Linked DNA regions of Mus musculus: regions 1, 2, 3 and 4 are each linked to region 5. Evidence: chromatin loops called from intact Hi-C (ENCODE). Cell type or tissue: left cerebral cortex. All regions are shown on one strand.

Evidence for each region. Hi-C counts contacts between places; a loop is a spot of excess contacts. Peaks named below come from ENCODE experiments on the same cell type or tissue, not always from the same donor. Only the 100,000 strongest peaks of a DNase experiment are listed, where the experiment ranks them.
Region 1: a loop joins it to region 5, with 2.1 times the contacts of the local background. A loop is called at or near these places in 9 of 42 quality-filtered maps.
Region 2: it touches region 5 in a loop (2.0-fold over the local background); 4 of 42 quality-filtered maps call a loop at or near these places.
Region 3: it touches region 5 in a loop (10-fold over the local background); 10 of 42 quality-filtered maps call a loop at or near these places.
Region 4: it touches region 5 in a loop (2.2-fold over the local background); 7 of 42 quality-filtered maps call a loop at or near these places.

The regions. Positions count from the first base shown.
Region 1 is chr19:21,133,216-21,137,215 of GRCm38, reverse strand. No RefSeq gene overlaps it. Among named protein-coding and RNA genes, the nearest start is that of Gm32979, 2.1 kb to the left of the region's middle. In left cerebral cortex, no CTCF peak of the experiment used is centred here; DNase peaks (open chromatin) are centred at 1,335 and 1,786.
Region 2 is chr19:21,470,476-21,474,475 of GRCm38, reverse strand. Gda (guanine deaminase) reads left to right here and starts at 1,815. Exons shown (of 14, transcript NM_010266.2): 1 at 1,815-2,108. The coding sequence starts at 1,986. In left cerebral cortex, a CTCF peak has its summit at 1,832 (motif pointing right); DNase peaks (open chromatin) are centred at 1,821, 3,269 and 3,733; H3K4me3 peaks cover 2,511 bases; H3K27ac peaks cover 2,056 bases.
Region 3 is chr19:21,651,478-21,655,477 of GRCm38, reverse strand. 1110059E24Rik (RIKEN cDNA 1110059E24 gene) reads left to right here and starts at 2,687. Exons shown (of 4, transcript NM_025423.2): 1 at 2,687-2,871. The coding sequence starts at 2,770. Abhd17b (abhydrolase domain containing 17B) reads right to left here and starts at 2,169. Exons shown (of 4, transcript NM_146096.3): 1 at 1,885-2,169. In left cerebral cortex, a CTCF peak has its summit at 2,174; DNase peaks (open chromatin) are centred at 1,780, 2,481 and 2,954; H3K4me3 peaks cover 3,721 bases; H3K27ac peaks cover 3,127 bases.
Region 4 is chr19:21,562,462-21,566,461 of GRCm38, reverse strand. No RefSeq gene overlaps it. Among named protein-coding and RNA genes, the nearest start is that of Gm38486, 32 kb to the left of the region's middle. In left cerebral cortex, a CTCF peak has its summit at 2,122 (motif pointing right); a DNase peak (open chromatin) is centred at 2,151.
Region 5 is chr19:21,269,803-21,273,802 of GRCm38, reverse strand. Zfand5 (zinc finger, AN1-type domain 5) reads right to left here and starts at 1,525. Exons shown (of 6, transcript NM_009551.5): 1 at 1,061-1,525. It overlaps LOC115489044, which reads right to left and starts at 2,345. Exons shown (of 2, transcript XM_030251153.1): 1 at 2,313-2,345; 2 at 1,061-2,028. The coding sequence starts at 2,345. The coding sequence ends at 1,336. In left cerebral cortex, CTCF peaks have their summits at 1,348 and 1,951; DNase peaks (open chromatin) are centred at 856, 1,090, 1,621 and 2,417; H3K4me3 peaks cover 2,609 bases; H3K27ac peaks cover 2,611 bases.

The sequences.
Region 1 (4,000 bases), 140 kb after region 5:
ATTTATTTGTTTCTAAGCCCTGATCTATTGTAATTCCTCCTTGTTCAAATGCATAACCTATTTATACATCTACAGTTTCTACAAACATTAGGCTTCTCATATTTTGAAACATTATTATAATTTTTCCCCAAGATATCTTCTTCAGCAAGTGATCCAGTTCTGCTATGACAATAATCACCAAAGAACAAACTGGGCAAAAATCCCCCCTGAGGCTCAGACAATCTGCTGTCTTCTGGTACTACTGGCTTAAGGCTCAGAAGATTTTGGGCAAATGCACAATACTGAATAGGCATTAAACACTCAGAAAACAGTGGGAATTGAACCAGCAGCAATCTTCCCAGCACTGAAGTGATTGCTGTTTAAACACCTCTTGTCACTGACAGTCAACTGAAGAAAGGAGGGACCTCCACATCTGCGGGGTAACTATGGAAGCTTGAGGGCAGCTCAGCAGAAGCTAAGAAGGATGCCCTGTCTATCTCCACAAGGTTCTAGAGAAAATCCAGGGGCACGGGAGTTGGGAAGAAAGGAATTCTGGTTACAAACCTAGAAAGATATCATTGGAGGAAATGAGGATGTTTGCTCCCTGTATTCTACTGTTATAATCCTCCGGCTTTTGTTTGTTTGTTTTGTTTTGTTTAAACAATGTTTGCTTTCTATATACAACTATTTATAAGACTCCCCTGGGCTATATGGTTTCAGGAAGCTTCATTTTTCTGACGGACTTCTGCTTAAGTCACCATTAACCATAGTGTGACTTAATATGAAGATGCAGAATTTCATAGGGCCAATAAAGTGACGGAATCTTAAGGGCAAGTCTTGATGTAAAGCGCCTTTTATTTTAAGTTTTCCTTATACAAAATTTAAATTGCATAATGTGGTGAGAGGGTGTACAGGGAAAACGGAGACCACCTTGGGTTTTATTAAAATGGCAAGGCCACAGGTGCATAGCATAATCTCTCTACCCACACTCAATTTTATTGCCAAGCGGGACCAGTTGATGTGTCTAAGGATTTCACATGACTGACAGCTTACAGAAACATAAGCACTGAGGCATGAGGCACCACACAGGGTGGCCACTCGTGCTTCCAATGTTCGAAGAAATCCCTGAAATTCAAAGGGGCAGAAGGACTGGCACCACCAGGGAGATCCAAACACCCCCTCCTAAAACTGTTCTCGGGACTCTTCAATGAAATTTCTGACCTCAGCATCTACACTGAGTCCTCTCACGCTGCCACTTGTCGACAGGCTGCACCCACAGTTTGTCTTTTAAAATAACAACTTTCAGCAGTCGCCTGCTATTCAAAGCTTTTTTTGAGAAGAGAAAATAGCAAGTGTTCCTGTGTGTGTGTGTGTGTGTGTGGCACACATATGGGGCTCAGTGGGAGCACTTGGCCAGGTGCAGCTTTGTTCATGGCTCCTACCCCTCCTTCCATTCTGGGAGATCATTTCTCCCCTCCCCCCAACCCTGGATGAGTGAGCATCTGAGGCTGTCCATGACTCGTTTTTGTTTTTGTGTTTTCAGTCAAATAAAAGGTACTAAGTCACAGGCAGTCTCAATGCCTTCTTGACAGTCTCCAGGGCTTTGCCAGGATAAAATGCCAAATAGTATTTACCACGGACTTTCCTTTAGCTAATCTTGTCCTGCTTCAGTCTGAAGCCTACAGAGAGAAAGGAGGCCAGTGGGTCTCTTCCTCCTACTCCCTCTCTCCTCACCTTTCCTAGGAGTAAATGCAGAGGAGGGGAGAGGATGGGAAGGGACAGGATTACTGTCACTTGGCTAGGTGCTGTTGGCTCCCTGAGCTGGCAGATGGTTACCCATGTCTGCCCTGAGAAATTCTAGCTCTAGGGACAAGTGACAAAAATGGGCTCATTTCTACGGCTCTTTTCTTGCTCTTTAATCCCACAAAGGAAGTTTATTTTGTCTCTATTAAGTAAACTCCGTATGTTACAGAGCAGTTCCCTTCGCAGTCCTTGGTTATTTTAAGGAAGCATCCAGCCTTGCTCTGCTAAGGTTGCCTCAGGTACCCATATGCTCCTTCTTGACGTGACAAAGGCCACTGAGAGCTTTATCCAACAGAAATAGCCTATATTTCTTGCTCAGGAAAACCTGGAAATGGTAATCCAATCCCAGACACCCTCAGGAGAGCTGTCCAGTCCATCTTAGATGCATCTAAATAGGAATCAGACAAAAAAAAAAACTCGTATGTCATTCCTAACTAAAGGAAACATATTTTTTCATCATACTCCCCTCTCCAATGTACAGGAGAGAATAAGGTGGGAAGATTGACAGGTGATGGGTGGAGCCTGAAGGTAAGCCAGCACCTCTTTCTCTGAACCTCTGGCCCCTAAGATTTATTTTTGAATTATTCATCTATTCAAGAGGCCCAATTAGCATGCGAAGAGCTTCTTGGGGGCATTTCTTTATAAAAACTTCATAGTACTTTTTTTTTTCTGTGTGTGACTTTTCTTTTTTGCTGCAAATTTTTTAAAACTACATTTTTTACTTACACGTGCATGTGTACATATTGATGAGAGTGCACATGTGCCATTAGCATATGTGTGAAGGTCAGAAGACTGCTATGGGAGTTTCAACTCCGGAGCCCCAGGGATCAAACTCAGGTTGTCAGGTTTGGCAACCGGCACCTTTACCCCGAGTCATCTTGCTAGACCAACAATTTTCTTTTTTCAGTCCTTTTCTTCATGTTTGGAGTAGCATGTGTCTCATGCTTACTGTTTGGAATGCAGTCTGGTTTGGAAGAGTATTAAGAGACAAGGATTTCCCCATGTTGTCTTGTTACTGCTCTCCCACAGCAGGCAGTGTGCTTTCCTATTGTTTTAATTTACTATATCTGGAACAAGAGTGTCCTCCAAAGCCTTAAGTGTTAAAGGCCGGGTCCGTAGCTTGGCACTATTGAAAGATGGTGTGTGTCTATAAGAGATGGACCCGTGTGGGGGAAGAAGGGGTGGTACTAGGTCATTGAGGGAATGCTGTTGAAGGAATTATGGGACACCAGACTCTGTAGTTCAGCCAACGAAACAGGAGGTTAGAAGGTTCCTCTGCCACACTTTCCCATATGTGGTGTGTTGTCTTGCCTGGGGCCTGAACCAACCAGCCATGAACCAAAACTTCTAAAACTGGGAGCCAAAGCAAACCCTTCTTCTCAGATTTTCTCTCTTACCTCGCTAAAGTAAAGTCTGTTCAGCATAGTTAGTTATGTAGCAAGAAACACCGCTCCTCCCCACCCCCAGATAGTATTCTCACTTCTCAGTTTTCTTCCTCTCCTCTCCTCTCCTCTCCTCTCCTCTCCTCTCCTCTCCTCTCCTCCCCTCCCCTCCCCTCCCCTCCCCTCCCCTCCCCTCCCCTCCCCTCCCCTCCCTTCCCCTCCCCTCCCCTCTCCTCTCCTTTTCTTTCTTTCAAGACAGGGTTTCTCTGTGTAGCCCCAGCTGTCCTGGAACTCACTCCGTAGACCAGGCTGGCTGCGAACTCATCAATCTGCCTGCCTCTGCCTCCCAAGTGCTGGGATTACAGGCATGTGCCACCACCGCCCATCTCACTTTAACACTTTCTATGAACAGATCTCTGTACTGAATAATAAGCATACAGTTCACAGTGGTTAAAGCTAGGGTTTCCCCAGGGTTTAAAAGCTTTGTCAGATCACTTCAGCGTCTATCTCATCTCATTGTTGATGTTTGCTGATAGCTTTTCCCATGTGTGTTGTGTTTTATGTCCTTCATATGCTATGTGGTTGGGTTTTTTTTTTTTAATTTTAATTGTGTCCCATATGTCTTGAATATTTTATTGGGAGGCTCTCTGTGTCTTTTAGAACTCATGGAGGTTGGAGGTATTTATACTGTGTTAGGGACCTTTCAATTGCTGTGATACAATACCATGACCAAGGAGGGGATTTCTTTATGTGCCTATGTGAATTTATGCTTACCACATGCACGCAGGTGCCTATAGAGGCCAGAAGAGGGTGTTGGATGAGCTGCCTGCATTGCG
Region 2 (4,000 bases), 200 kb before region 5:
AACAAAAATTTTTATTTATTTATTTATTTATTTATTTATTTGAAACAAGGTCTTACTATGTAGTGCTGGTCCTCCTGGAACTCACTCTCATCAGCAATTCTTAATCTATCATATCAGGAAGCTGAGGACAAAATGAGTATAAGAAATCAACCATCACCAGTCCAGCTGCAGTGAGAGTCACGTCAGCCAGTGCTGCCATAGTTCTTGTTCCCTGACCTTACAAGGTCCCTAGCTTAACTAATAAAAGTGTGCCTTTCTGAACTTCATATTGTCTTCTAAGGTTTTTTTGTTTTGTTTTTCCTTTTCTTTCCTTTTTCATCAGAGCCAGTAGTAAAAACACCTCAACCTAGCTTCACTAGCAACTTTATTTTTCCAAATATTTTCTAAGGGTGGTAGTCATTGCTGACAATCTACGTCTTTAAATTCTCACAATGTACTACCTGTAAACATACATAAAAATGTAAATGCAACTTAAGTCCATTTGGTATTGTTCATAAGGATATGTTTATAGATGTGACCATTCGGTACTAGATATCTAATTACAGGGCTCATCCCTGACAAAGACTGACTCGCCTTCTCAGCCCTCATTAATTGCCTGTAGCACTTCATCTGGAGAGGTCTTGTGGGATTTCCCGATACCAAGCTTGATTGTCAGCTAATGTTAGTGCTCAGGTGTAGCCTCGTGTAGGCTACTATGTTATTGAGATCACATGGTGCAGTTTTCCTGCATATAGAAGACACAATCTGGAGGGAATTTAGTAGGAAGAGTGGGGGTAGTGAGTAAATATGATCAAAATACATTGTAAAAAATGATCAAAGGAATAAAATATTAACATTAAAAAGAAATGGTAATAAACATATGGGAGAAAATGACACTCTTAAGGATGGATATGACCAGTGAAGGAAAAGGATGGATTCCTGGGACGGGAACTTCTGGATAGGGGGAAGTTAGCTCTTGGGCAGGGGCAGTTACTGCATGGAGTTACAACTTAAGGCAAAGCAATGAAGAGAGGCTGCCCCATTTAGATTCAGAGCAAGCCCATTGCTGTGGGGAGCAGCAGAGGAAACCTGGGATCCACACTTTGAAGGTAACCAGAAAGTCCTGCCTGCAGGACCTAACTCGAGGAGCTGGAGGCTGTTGTGGGGGGAGGGAACCTGGACAGGTTTTGTAGTGACTTGGCCCAGGTTCTGATTTCATGAAAGGAATGGAAGACCTCAGACTGTTTGGTAGCTTGCAGGTGGTCTTTAGATTTCTACCCTTGTACTTCAGCTGCTGGGAACTTCATTTTCTCCTCTTTTACAACTGAATAAATAAAATTAGTTTCCTCAGACACAAGACAAGTTAGTCGTGGTATTGTATGTGGATGGGCAAAAGGACTAAAATATTGACCTCGGTGGAAGAGAGGGACTTTGAGATCTAGATTAACCCTTGGTGCTGGAGATCCCTGTAAAGTTCCACATAAGTCAAGCTTCCAGAACCCCAGCAAACAATGAACACATAGTATGCATCCTTCAATCTCAGGAAAGGAAACTGGCCACAAGGTGTACAGCTCAAAGTGACCTTTCACCTGTCACCACGTTTATGCAAGTTCAGAATTCTGGTGCTCAAGTTGAGGGGATGAACGGTCCTAGGAGTATAGAAGGCTCAGAGAAGACAGTGTAGGTGCACAACGAAAGCAAGTCAGAGTGGCTTGATTTCGATAACTCAAGGAGTTAACACATCCAAAACCAACGCAGGGGTGGGGAGGAAAGCCACACCCCAAGGGAGCTGGAGCCAACTCAGAGGAGAAAAATCCTATTGGCATCCAGGAGGCAGGGAGCCAGCCCCTGGGCGCGGCCTGCAGGGGGCAGGCGATCGCCTGGGGAAGCGGGGGCAGAACGAGCCCCAAGAGCCAGCAGCTCCCGCTCCGCAGCCGCAGGAACCGCTCTGCGCCCGCCCGGTGCGCCCTCCTTGGCCAGTGAACTCGCGCTGCCCTGCTGCAGCCATGTGTGCGGCTCGGACGCCGCCGCTGGCGCTCGTCTTCCGAGGGACTTTCGTCCACTCCACCTGGACCTGCCCCATGGAGGTGCTTCGCGATCACCTCCTCGGCGTGAGCGACAGCGGCAAAGTGAGTGGGCACCGGGTCCCGCGCACCGCGGACAGGTGGAGGGACCCTGGCGAGGCACTGCGCGTTCAGGGTTCGCTCCTGTAGAGCGAGCACGGTGGCTCCAGAGTTGAACTTTAGCGTTTGGCTTCTAGAGAAGGCAGACTGACTGATCACTAGGTTTGTAACCTGGCTAGGGCGGAATGACATCCCAGAAGCCTGGAACAGTACTCGCACCGCACTGTAGGCATCCCTAGAAAAGGTGGTTGAATTTCTTGAGACAGAGCTGACCAGGGTGGCGTGGGGATCAGTTGATTAGTGTTGTCTGCTGAATTTATCAGGTAGAATAAGCAAAAACATCTGGTCTCATTCGCAGGCTCTTTCATCAAACAATGCATTAACACTACATGTTACACAAGTTTAATCTTGGAAGGGACAGAACTGGAAAATCTGTCTCTGTCTCTGTCTTCTCTGTCTCTCTGTCTCTCTCTCTCTCTCTCTCTCTCTCTCTCTCTCTCTCACACACACACACACACACACACACACAACACAGCCATTTGAATCAAAACAAACGGTTTCATTTTAAGGTTCAAAATGCCTTCTATGATTATAGCTTTTATACCCTCCCCCTACAATTAGATTTCCACAAGTGTCCTTTGATACCTGGCACTTCTTTGTCCACCCAGATGGTGACAGTGTACATTAGTAACATCCTGGCCAGTTTGATAAGTGAAGTCATTTCATTTTGGGGGCAGAATGGGATTTTTAATTGTTTCTCAAAGTATACCAGTCTGTGGTCTGCCAAGTTGAAGATGCTGTCATTGACCATGCTGAATTATGACTTAGATTTGGGAGTAACCAAACCTGATATTCTTAAAGATTTTTAAAAATGTGTGTGTGTGTGTACATACTCAAAGTAGCATGTGTGGTCAGAGAGCAACGTGTTCTCTTTGTTGGTTCTCTCCTTAATCCCCATGGATTCCAGGAACTGAATCCAGGTCCTCAGGCTTGGTGACAAGCACCTTGGTGACAAGTACTTTTTACATGCTGAGCCACCACACAGGCTCCCAATCTTGTTTTCTTGTGGGACTTGATTTTTTTTTTTTTTTGCTGTTGTTGTTGTTGGTACATTGGGAAGCAGGATGTTGCGTTTCCAAGGTGATAACATTCTCAGAGCTCACCTAACGGAGAGACTTCAGTAAACCTGGAGACCTGCATACATATCCACTCCACGCTTTGGGCTGTGATCCTCAGCTTCAGTGAACTAACTCCTCCCTGTGTAAGTCCCAGGAAACCGAATACAGAGCCTGAGAGGCTGGTGAGAGAGAGGAGATGCTAGTTTGGCCATAGAAGCTTTTCAGCTCATAGCTTTCTTTTTGGAATTAATCTCCTATTCCCTCAATTCTAATAAGTAATGGATGCAACAGTATATTTGGGGGGCATGATGGAAATAAGTAAGAAAAGGAAGTAAGTTATCATAAAATTAATCTTTCCTTGAGTTTATACTGAAGAATAAGTGTGTCCTGAACATGCAATTAGTGGTTGAGTCAGAGAGCCTACTCCTCTGGGAGCGTGCTGAGACTCTCGGTTTGCAGAGTGTGCCCTTCCCACATGAGACAAAATTAACCAGAAATTAGCCACAGAGGTTGGCTAGTCAAGATATACAGCTGAAACTCTCCTTTGTCATTGGATTGTTAGCTGTTGCTCTCCTTCTGAGTGTAAGACAGTAAGTTACCCCTTCCCTGGGCTTAGGGAGAGCATGATGGATGTATTTCAGTATTTGATTTCCCACATGTTAAATAGGGCATGCTTGACATTTAGGGTTGCTAAGATAAACTGGTTATTTTCGTATTTATCTAAACACTTTAAGGTCCTTGAAAACTAGTATATTCTGGAAGTGAGTCAGTGCATACTTG
Region 3 (4,000 bases), 380 kb before region 5:
GGAAAGGGAGACATTATTTTGAGACTTACAAGAGAAATCACTTTAGAGTGGCAGTGAAATAAACCAACAAAGTCAGGAAACCTAAATTTCCTTGTGGACACTGCTACACACCAATACTGACACACGCAAACACGTTTATCAATTAATAAGCACCTCTAAAAACTCAGCCGGTGGGACAATTTTAAATGAGAGATTTAGATTTTGTTTTATATGTATGAATGTTTTGTCTCCATGCATATTATATGCACCAGACCTGGTGTCCATGGAGATCAGATGAATGAGGGTGTCAGGTGCCCTGGAACAGGAGTTAGCAATGGTTATGAACCACCATGTGGGTCCTACGAAGGGAACAGAGGTCCTCTGCAAGAGCAACAAGTGGCACATTTTAATAGTTCTGGATTATGAATGTGGACACGGATTCAGCCAAGAACCGCATGCCTGGGGTTGTAGATCAATTCAGTGATAGACTGTGGACTACTGAGTTTATTAAGCTACTAAAACATTATCTTGTCCCAGTACTTTACGGTAAGTCTATGCGTTGGGGTGGGCAAGAGCCTGCTTTTTCAGCTGTCGTTTTATCACAATGCAAAATGAGCGATGGTACTCAAGTAAACAAACCACTTATTAACCAGTGTATTGTACACCAAGGGACAAATTTAAAGCTTCCTAGCCTACTGAAAATCTAATCCTATCCTTGCCAATTAACCTTATTAATACTAGAGTAGGAGAAGAGAGAGAGGTCAAAATACGGTGAAGGCGCTACTAATTTCCTCCAAGATCTGAAACAGTAACGAAGGCATAGCAGATATTGTATCCATTTTCAACTTCCAACACCTTCGCCTTCTCCGTTTTCCATTGGTAAGACACCGGCACCGATAACAATGGTGATATTCAAAATACTGCATTGGCTACGAGTAGATTTATTACCCAACTGAATCCATGCGCCAAGTATATGGACACACATTCTCTAAAATAAGTGTTGATTGAAAATCCCCGTTAATGTAAACAAATATGTCAATCACAAACCGCACCTAATTAATTCTACTCAAGACTTAGTAGTTTTAGGTACTGCCCCAAGATGTCCAAAATTCTCTTTATACGCTGAAGGTTTGAAAAATGTAAATCCTAGGGATCAAGCAGTATATACTGCACAAGGAATGGAATACCTTTCATAAACTATCAGAAAAAAATTAAAGGTCACCCTTTCCGCGGGGCCCCGTTATTCTAATCCTTACCAAATCTGCTTCACATTGCCTTAAATCAGAGCAGCACTGATGAAACTAAATATCCTGCTTTTGACAGAAAAATCACCAAGATTAAGGCTCTGAACGTTTTCTTCTTTCTCTCTCTCTCTTTCTTTCTTTCTTTCTTTCTTTCTTTCTTTCTTTCTTTCTTTCTTTCTTTCTTTCTTTCTTTCAACAGAAGCGGAGGGAGGTTAAACTCTCCGAACGTCCTCCACACACTATAATTTGACACAACTTTCCTGGTTTAATATTAAATACAATTTCAAACAGAACTCTCCAACTTTCAATTCAAATCCAACCTCTCCCTCCTTGAGTTCTCAATCAGAGATGATACAAGTTCAAGCCATGGAAAGCAGCTCCCGCGACAAGCGGAGCGGGATACCCAGCTCAAGCTCCGGGCGGACTCCATCTAAAATCGAGGCTGGCGGGACCCGGACACCGAGCCGAGAGCGAGGGCCCGAAGTGGCCCAGATCCAGGGAGGGGAGCGGCGGCCCGACCCCATCTTGCGGTCCTCCCTGCGGGCGAGGAGGCCCGGGACGCACGGCTCTCCGCTCGGTAGCTCCGCTCCGAAGCCACCCGGCCTGGTCCCCAGCTCAGAGCGGCGACCCCCCGACGGCCCAGCAGCCCAGCCCCACGCACCTGCAGCTGGGCGGCCGCGGCCGCCAACGCGCTGTCCTCCGCGGGGCGCCGCCCGCCGACTCTGCGCCCGCGGCCCGGCCCGGCGAGGACGCGAAAGAGAGCTGCGGTGCCCGGGCGCGCTTCGTGGGGCCCCTCCACGCGCGTTCGCGTTCTGCTGACTAACGGCTCCGCCGCGAGGGGCGGCCGCCGCCGGGGCTCTCCGGCCCGAGGTCCCGCGCGGCCGTGGTCGCCGTCCGCAGCGCAGGGCCGGTGCTGCCTTCTCCGCAGCCCGCCTTCCTTGGCACCTCCGAAGGCCGCCAGGCGGCGGAGCGCGCGGCCGCGGCGGGCGGGAGCTGGGAGGGCGGCGGGGGGCGGGGGGGCGAGCGGCCCGGTTCGAGCTGCTCAGTGACTGGAGGAGGGCGCCGAAGCTGACCCGGGCTCCGGGCTGCAGGCGATCAGGGCACCGGCCTCGCCCACCTTCCACCAATCACAAACTGCGCAGCGGAGTCGCTACGCTACGGAGCCGGGAGACAGGTTGGGAGCGTTCGGCAGGAGGCGGGGATTGCGGAAAAGAAGAGCCAATAGGAACGGGGAATCTCCGTCCCTCCGCCGTGATGGACAGCCGCGTTCGAGCCAATGGGGGAGTTCTAGATTCGAAGAAAGCCGGACTTGCACCTTGGGTCCGAGGAAGGCTTTCCGTGAAGCCGGTAGTCGAGGATGTGCGGCAAGGCAGAGCCGAGCGTGACCTCCCTAATGAGTCACGTGGGCCGACCTGGGGCTGGGACGGAAAGAGTAGAAGAACTTCTTCCGGGTCACTGTCCTTAGTCTCAATCTGGGGCGGGAACGTCTTTACTCTTTCCTGTAACTTAAAGGCTGCACCGATTTACAGTGCTTGAGATTTTGGTGATGAGTTCCCAGAAAGGCAACGTGACTCGGTCCCGGCCTCAGAAGCACCAGAATACGTTCACCTTCAAAAATGACAAGTTTGATAAGAGTGTTCAGACCAAGGTAGGCCCTTGCCTGTTGTTCTGACTGCCATCCCAGGGGAAAAAAAAGTGACAGAGAGAGGAAAGGGGACAGAGAGAGGAAAGGAGAGGAGTTGGCGAGCGTGGACTGCAGCCCAGTTAGTCTTGGCTGCAGTGCAATCGTGTCTCAAATATTCTTCCCACGCCCTTTCTTTGGCTTGGCTCTGTTCCGTGAATCTATCTGATGGTCAGCACATCTCAGTAGTGGCGCCGAGACTGGATAGGGCAGCTTAAATTCATCCAACCTAAGGTACCGATGGGGCGATTGACGCCTTGGATGCTCCCACCTGGATCACGCCCCCGCAATAAGAAAATGAAATGAAGGCACTCGTCCGAGTGTCTCTTTGCAGCGACTGTTTTTCCGAGAACTCCCAAACCCATAAGTTTGTAGGGAGTACGATCTTAGCGTCACTGTCCTTATCAACAAGATGTTATTTCAGTTTTGTGTTGGAGCAAACGTTTTGGCTTGTGTAAAAATGGTTGCTTGCTGTCTATACAATTAACTTAGCAGGACCTGTGTAAAGTGGAAGAAAACTCAGACTGTTTGTTACTTGAGATATGTATGACTAGTGATTCTGTGAATAGCGATCCCCTTCCCCATAACTGAATGGGGAGCGGATAAAGGCCTTTAGTCGTCCTGGAGGCCAGCTTACATCAGATAAAGTTAATATTTACAGAAACAAGAGCTCAAATTTCCTAAGTTTGTTCCTTGAAGTAATTTAGTAATTTCTGTGACCTTTAGCCTCAGATAAGAAATCTGATAGGATTATTCGGAAGCTAACAGAAGAGTAACTAGTCTGGGACATAACAGGTGGTCAGCAGGTGATTACGTTTAAAACATTAAAAAGGCAATCCATAGTAACTTGTACTCTGTCTTTCTCTTTCATTGTTTCTCAGATATTTAATAAATACCTTTCACGTGCAGGGTTCTAGACCCCTGGTAGACAGTGTTCAAAACTATTGATTCTGCCTTTACGGAGCTTGTAATTGTCTGAGTAATATGGACAGTCAGTCAGCAGATGGATCTGTAATTACAAATTTCAATAGAAGTTGCTAAAGGGAAAGGCAGTTCAGTGAAGAATAAAAAAAAATAGTTTAAGCAGGGCCCTCAG
Region 4 (4,000 bases), 290 kb before region 5:
CTGAAATTGAACAACTGTGTGTCTGTGAGTTTCATCTACGAATCCAATATTCTCTGGGCGGGGGCAGTCAGTTCCTGGAGCTTAGGTGGGGCAGCAAAAGCAACACGCAACGCATGATGTTTGTAGAGAATACAAACTGGACTCAATGGACAGTGACTGTGTGCTCGCATAGCTAACCTTGCAAAGCTTCATTGGTCTCCCAGCTTTGCTGATCTTCACTTTGTAGAGAGAGGCACAGCAGAGAACTTCTGGCATGCTGGCTGGTTCTGGTCACTCCTGGTGACTTGTGCCAACTCAGTGACTCAGTGGAAGCCTGGTTGTTTCTGCTGGATTGTGCTGCTGAGTCACACTTGGAATTCAGACACTACTGAACTGGACTGCTACTACACAGAGATAGGAATTGCCCCCAAAGAACTACTTCTAAACAGATGCACATCCACTTTTTTATTTACCATCTTTTCTCTGCTACCTTTTGATGGTAGGCAAGAAGGTGTGTATACGTGTAGGGGGTGGTGGTGGTCAAAGCATTTGAAAATCCCTATTAAAAGTAGGTTTTAAAATATCAAAGTTTACAACCAGGTTTACAGACAAGAACCTGGAAGCTTTTGGAGGTTTGAAACTTCCACAATCAGCAAGTGTCAAGGACACTAACAGCTACACTTCAAACACCGTAATATTTTGTGCAGACAACACGCACAGGTGATCTGTGCAGAGTGTTTCCAGTACAGCCCTGGAGTACATTATTAGCTTTCTTACATGGCAGCTGAAAATGTATACTTTGCCCAATATCACTTAGTGAGCAAGAATCCAACTGAGCAAGTCAGGAGGAACAAGCCAGTAAGCAGCACCCCTTCCATGGCTTCTGCATGGCTCCTGATTTCAGCTTCCTGCCCTGCTTTGAGTTCCTGCCCTGGTTCCCTTCAGTGATGGACTGTGATGAGAAACTATAAAATGAACCATTTTCTCCCCAAGTTGCCCTTTGGTTATGGTGTCTTATCATAGCAATAGAAACTCTAAGACAGACATGACAGTGACCTCTCTGTGATACAATCTATCAGCAGCTTACAAACATTTAAATGGCTTCTCCATAAATAAAAGCCTTAGAACCCAACTCTCCACTCAGATCATTATGTATCTTTAAACCTACTACACAAATTAGAGTTTCTCTCACCACAGATGCATGGTGTGACATCTGGTCATTTATTCTATACTGTCAGATGAAGCTACTAATATCTCAGCCTTTGTGGCCTATGAGACACTAGAATGGGTGATTTCCTTTCCTTTCCTTTCCTTTCCTTTCCTTTCCTTTCCTTTCCTTTCCTTTCCTTTCCTCTCCTTTCCTTTCCTTTCCTTTCCGTCTTGGTTTTCTTTTTGTTTTGAGACATGTAGCACAGGATCTTTTCAGACTCATCGTGTAACTCAGGCTGTCTTTCCTGGAACTCACAATCCTTCTGCCTCAGCCTTCTGTGTTCTGGGGCTACTCACATACATTACCATTCCAAAATTAGGATGGATGGATGTATTTCATAAAATATTTTTCAGAATAACAATGCAGACTGCATGTCATAATGATGTCAAAAAGAGGTGCTGGAGAGATGGCTCAGCGGTTAAGAGCACCGACTGCTCTTCCAGAGATCCTGAGTTCAAATCCCAGCAACCACATGGTGGCTCACAACCAACTGCAATGAGATCTGATGCCCTCTTCTGGTGTGTCTGAAGACAGCTACAGTGTACTCATATACATAAAATAAATAAATAAATCTTTAAAAAAATTGATGCCAAGAAGAGCCCTTAGGTTCCTTCACACAGATGGCCAGTTGTGTGTTTAGGACAGAATACAGCTGTGAACTGCAATAGTGAATGCAGAACTCAGAGCTATGAACTTCAGTGCTACATAGCCTACTATGCCAAGTACATTCACTGGGGACCCCCAAGGCTCCTCTCCCCGCTTAAATTTACATTTTGTCTATTTTCTCAGACTTAAAATCATTTCCACAGGTGCTCTTACAGTCTTTGATTCATGTATTTGTCACAAAGACAGCATGGCATACACTAATAAACTACCCCGGGCTCAAAGAAGAGTACCCTAGTTTGATGGGGCATGAAGTTACCACGATTGACCACCAGGTGGCAGAGCCAGCCAGCTCAGGAAGCAAGGAGTCAAAGCATGCGCACAATGCCTGGTTACAAATGAAGTTTGAAATCACAGGCCCGAGAGCAGAGGCGATTTGTAGACAGTTGTTCTCAGCAGGGAGGACCAATTCCTTGAGCAGACGCACGACTAGAAAATGGTACCAAAGTTGCTAGTTCCAGTTCAGCCTGAGCATTCTGTTATAGATAGTCCTTTTGTATCACAGGAGTATCCTCCGACCCAAACTCCCTCCATCCTCAGGAGTTCTGCTGGGCCCCTTAACCGTTACCTTCTTTCATAAAAGGATGAGGAGGAGAAGGACACGGGTCCCTCACCTGAATCCAGCCACTCCCGACCAGTCCTGTGCAGTTCTTCCCTAATGGGTTGTGGTCCTGGCAGAGGGCTTTGAGGATGTTAGTTGGGAATGGTGAGGGGATGAGACTGTCTACCTAGCTATGGGGAAACCATCATTCCTACTGGGTGCAGACTGTCCAGTGTAGCTGCTTTAAGGTCATTTATGTGTTGCCCAGAACCCCTCACCCTTTGCTAAGTAAGGAAGCCTAATAATATGGGTTATCCTTGGCAAACTTGGGATGTAGTTGTGCCCCAGTTTGTTTTTGGGTCCTTAGGAGGACGGGTAGAGATCCTTCACATCTCTCTCAGGGAAGGAATTTTAGCATCAGCCTTTTCTTTTTTCTTTTTTTTTTTAAGTTTATTTTTTAATTATATGTGTAGTGTCTTTGTCTCTCTGCCTTTCTCTGTCTCTCTGTGTCTGTCTATTTCTCTCTCTCTCTCTCTCTCTCTCTCTCTCTCTCTTTCTCTCTCTTTCTCTTTCTGTGTGTGTGTGTGTGCGCGCGTGCGCGTGTATAGTGTAGTATAGTATAGTATAGTATTTGTACATGAGTCCAGATGTCTGTGGCTTCCAGGAGTGGGCATATGGTCTCTGGAGCTGGATTTAGAGATGTCTGTGAATCTTGCTATATGAGAATTGCTAGGAATTGAACTCAGGTCTTCTACAGTGCAGGAGGAACTCAGCTGCTGAGCCAGATTTTCAATCCCCTGTATGCAACACTTTAGTGGCAGAGCGGTTAACACTAGGTGTGGAGATGTGAAGATGATGAAAGATGCTCAAGCAGGAAGCAGTGTAGCATGCAGACCTGATCTGCAGTCAGGAAAAGGGCCGGCTAGCATCCTGTTCCCCTTTATGGCTTTGCTTCTAGTTATCAACCTTCCACTTTCTTTTGTATCTTGGCTCATGTCTTTCCTTCTTTCCACGAGGCCTGAGTGCTGTTTCCAGGAGACTTCCAGCATAGACTAAGGAGTGAGCAAACTTCCTCTAGAGGTTCAGCTTCTCCTACCCTCAGGATCTCTCTAGGAATGGCATTTGTGTGGCCTGCCCCCAGAAGTTCTCACTCTTTTTTTTAAAATTAATTATTTTTGTTTTTTATTTATTTTTTATTAGATATTTTCTTTATTTACATTTCAAATATTATCCCTTTTCCTGGTTTCCCCTCTGAAAACTTCCTCTCCCTCCCCATCCCCCTGCTCACCAACCCACTCACTACCACTTCCTGGCCCTGGTATTCCCCTACATGAGGACAAAGGGCCTCTCCTCCCATTGATGACTGACAAGGCCATCTGAAGTTCCCATTCCTGTCAATTGTCCCTATAGAGCCTTTATTCTCGTGAGTTACCATCAGAGAACTCAGCCCTGGTTCTCTCAGTGATTAAAAGCAGGAAGTTTAGAAGCCTTACAGCCAACTTTTGGGAGGTAAAACGCCTGTCTCTTATTTGCTGAAAGGACTGTTTTAGGTACAGGCATGCCACACTCTCTAGAGGCTTCCAATTGATCAACTGTTGAGACCTGCC
Region 5 (4,000 bases):
TCTGAAATGAATGAAGTTTTCTTTTAAAGTATGGAATAGCTGTTTCAGGTGCATACCATGGTTCAAAATGGCAATGGTTCAAAATGGCAAGATCACTCCCTAACCTCGAGGTCAGACCCGAACTCTAAACTCTAATGTGCTACTAAGCCTGACCTTGTGCAAGTCCTTAGTCTCCAGATTTCAGACACCTCTGCCAAACAGTCAAATAGTTTTTTTTTTCTAAGAGCTTCTTTCCATACTTAATACCGGTTCCAGCCACAAAACAATTTAGAACAACTAAAAGAAATCCCTTATTTTGGGGCGAGACACTTCAAAAACAAACTTGAAATGTAAAAGTGAAATATTTTCAGCAGTTGAATAATGAAATCTCACCTAAAAAAATCAAAATAAGATAAAATTAATTACTATCTTACTATTCCCTTGATTACTAAATACCGATTTTAAGAAAGGAGGCTCTGACCTATATATTATTTTCTTCTAATTATCTCAGGTAATATTCTTAGGCAGCTCCAATCGACAGTTAGCTTATAATACCTTCCCTCAGAATACAACTACACGGAGTGCACGGAAAGCAAGCAAAATGTCAACTTCACAAATGTTCACGTAGGAAAGAAACAAAGGGAGAGGCGCTCGACTTGCTTCCATGCAAAGGATTTTGAGGGAGAAGCTTAACCGCATTGGAAAAAACTAAAAACCCTCCGGGAGAAGAGCCGTCAGTCCCGGTTCCAGCGATTTCGACCGAGTTCGGGACCCAGAGGCCCCCCACCCCCCTCGCAGCGCAGGCCGCGCTCCGGGAAGCCCGGTAGGGCCTGCTCCAAAAACCACTGAGTCATGCACTCGACGGTCCCTCGCCGGAACAACTCGGCTGTGCAGGGAGCCAGGCGCGGCAGTAGCCGCCTCTGCCATTGTCTATCCTGTCGGTCGGTCGGCCGGCCGGCACCCGGCGCCGCGGCACGCCGGGCATTGTCCCGTCCAGCCCGCTGGCCCGGCCGGGCCCGTCTTTGTGCTCGCCGATCGGGCGTGCTCCCGCCCCCGCGCCGTCCCGGCTCGCGCCACTTACCCTGCGGGGGCCCGGATGCACTAGCGAGCTGGCGCGCGACGCCGGGCGGTGGGCCGGGCTGAGGCCTCCGGGAAGGGCTGGCTAGCGGCCGCCGCGGGCCGGAGCGGAGCGGAGCGCAGGCGGAGCTGCGCTGGCGCCGCGGAGGCCTCCTTTGTTCGTGCAGAAGCGCCGAGGCGGCCGAGCCCCGCCGCAGCTCGGGTGGGAGGGCGGCGGGGGAGGAGAAGAACCGCAGGCCGCGGGGCTAGCGCCGCTCCAGGCGCCCGGCCGCCGGCACCTCACGCCTCCACAGCGACGTCCCGGCCGAGTGAGGAGGCGCGCGGAGAGGCCTGAGCGCCGACGGGGCCCGAGGACTGCGCTCTTCGGGCTTCCGCGTTCGCCAGAGACTCTGCGCGACTCCGGGCAGCGAGCGGACGCCTGACCAGATGCACACCGCTCAGCGATCCCGACGACTGACGCTCTGGCTCTGACCGGCGCTCGGGATCTGAGGGAAAGGGCGGCGGGGGCGGGGCCTGTGCGTCAGCGAAAACCCGGTCGGCACGCCCGCGGCGCGATGACGTCGCGGGACGAGGCCCCGCCCCTGACCTGCAGGCACTAGCCGGGGGCGGGGCCGCACTTGGGGGCGGGGCGAGTCCGGAGGCTGCGGTCACCGTCGCCCAGTCACCCTCCGGCCCGCGGGGCCCTGGGTGGAGCTGCTGCGGCGGGTCCACGGAGGCAGCGCTTCTATTTTTAACCCTATTGTCCGCCCTCAGCCACCCACACCAGCCCAGTTTCTCACGCTTCGTCCCCAGCTCCGCCGGGGTCCCCTCCCCGCGGGACGGGAAGGCACGGCCCGGAGGAGGCTGGCAGGGTTCCGGGTGTCGCCGCAGCTCCGCCTGCCACCGCCCAAGGTCGCGGTGCGCTGCCAGCTCTGAGCTAGGACCGCCCACCAGCCCCAGCCCCGCGCCGCCGTTCTGAACTGTTAAGCCAGCCTATAGAAACCCCTGGAAATTTACTATTCCAGTGAAGCACGGAGAACCCTGACAAGCCTGATGAGATGGAGCAAGAGGGACAAACAAGCCGGACCCCAGGCAAGGGCAAGGTGCTGGGTACCTGCCCAGAGCACGAACAGAAGAAGCTTTCTGCTGGTCTCTCCGTGGGTTCTGGTCACAAAATGTCTCTGCCGAAATCCATAAGGGCTACTACCTTAGCTACAAATATGCACTTAGGGTCCTTCACTTCGGGTATTTAAGAACCGTAGGCCTTGAAGGGCTACCTTAACGGCATTTATGCACTTAGGGTCCTTCATTTCGGGTATTTAAAAACCCTAGGCCTATCTCTAAGGTACCCTAGGGTTGGCCTTGACTGGGACACACGAACCTCATTTCTAGATTTTGTATTTGTGATATTGTGGAAGTAGTGTGGGGGAGGGGTGCTGCCCTGATGCTCCAAATCTAACTGCTCCCTGCACAGCAAGTGGACTAACCGGTACATAATACATTTTAAAAACCTATTTCGGGGTTATATTGCTATGGTCAAGTAATGTATTTCAGACTTAGTTTGGGTCATTTGTCCTAGGATCTTTGGGATTTATTTCTGTAAACTAGTAAATAATAAAACTAACTGCTACCATTTACCAGCCATTTCAGTGTCATCTATTTTTCATTTAGGGTCTCCTTATTTATCACAGCAGTTTACTGAGAAAAATGCCCTCCCTGTCCATTTGTCAGGGTAAGGCAGTCATGATGAAGGATGCTCTTGCCTGAAGCGCTAGAGACTAATGGAAACCGTAATTATGAGGATAAAAATAACTTCAGAGATTTTTTTTAAATAGAGCATACCTTATTGTCTGTCTCTTTTTATTCTTCCATTTTAAAAAGAAGAGCTTTATAATTTATCTTGTCCAATTTAAACAACAAAGTCATTTTAAAATCAAGCTGTTGATGCTAACAAAACTTATCAATAGTGTAAGTTAAAATTGACAAGTAATACAAATCCGAGTAATTTAAAATCAGTATATTGTCTACATGTATTAATGCATTTATGGTGACCACATGGTAATATTGACACATAAACAAACAGATAAAATTGTATGCAGTGTGACAAGAGTTTTAAGAAAGAAAGAGAAGCCTCAGCTCCAGCCGTCTCTACTAGGAGCTGTTCTGATAAGCTTATTAAAGAGAGAGTTTGGTTTGTTTTGAGATGGTCTCTTTGTGTGGCCCAGACTGACCTGGAACTTGCCTTTTAGACCAAGCTGGCCTTGAACTCACAGAGACCTGCCTACGTCTAGTTAGTAAAGGCACAAGCAGAGTCTGTTAAGGAATGGAACATCACAGACAGAGATTGAGAGATCAAGAGATTAAAGAGGACCAATAACCCCATGTCAATATTTTGGGAGGAAACGAGAAAACAAAACAAACAAACAAAAAACCCACATGCTCTAAGTCTAATGGTGACACATACACGCACCTTTAATCCCAGCACTAAGGAGGCAGAGGCAAATGGATCTCTGAGTTCAAGGCCAGCCTGGTCTACAGGGCAAGTTCCAGGACAGCCAAAGCTGCCTAGAAACCCTGTCTCAAAAAAGAAGGCAGCAGGTCGGGCAGTGGTAGCAGAGTTAGTTCCAGGACAGCCAGGGCTACACAGAAACCTTGTCTTGAAAAACCAAACTAGGAAGAAAAAAAAAAAAAATGGCTGTAGTGGTTGGTATACAGTTTTAATCTAAGCACTCAGGAGGCAGAGACAGGTAAATCTCCAGGGGTACAGCAGCCAGATGGGGAGTTCCAAACCATCCAGTTTCAGTTTACAGCTTCCTGTGTTTTCATTAAAAATGTAACTATTTTAGAAGGGTGTGGTAGCACACACACACACACACACACACACACCTTTAATTCCAGCTTCCAGTTTCAGGTCTGCCAGGGTGACATAGTGAGTTCCTGTTTTAAAAAGAATTCAAATCAGGAT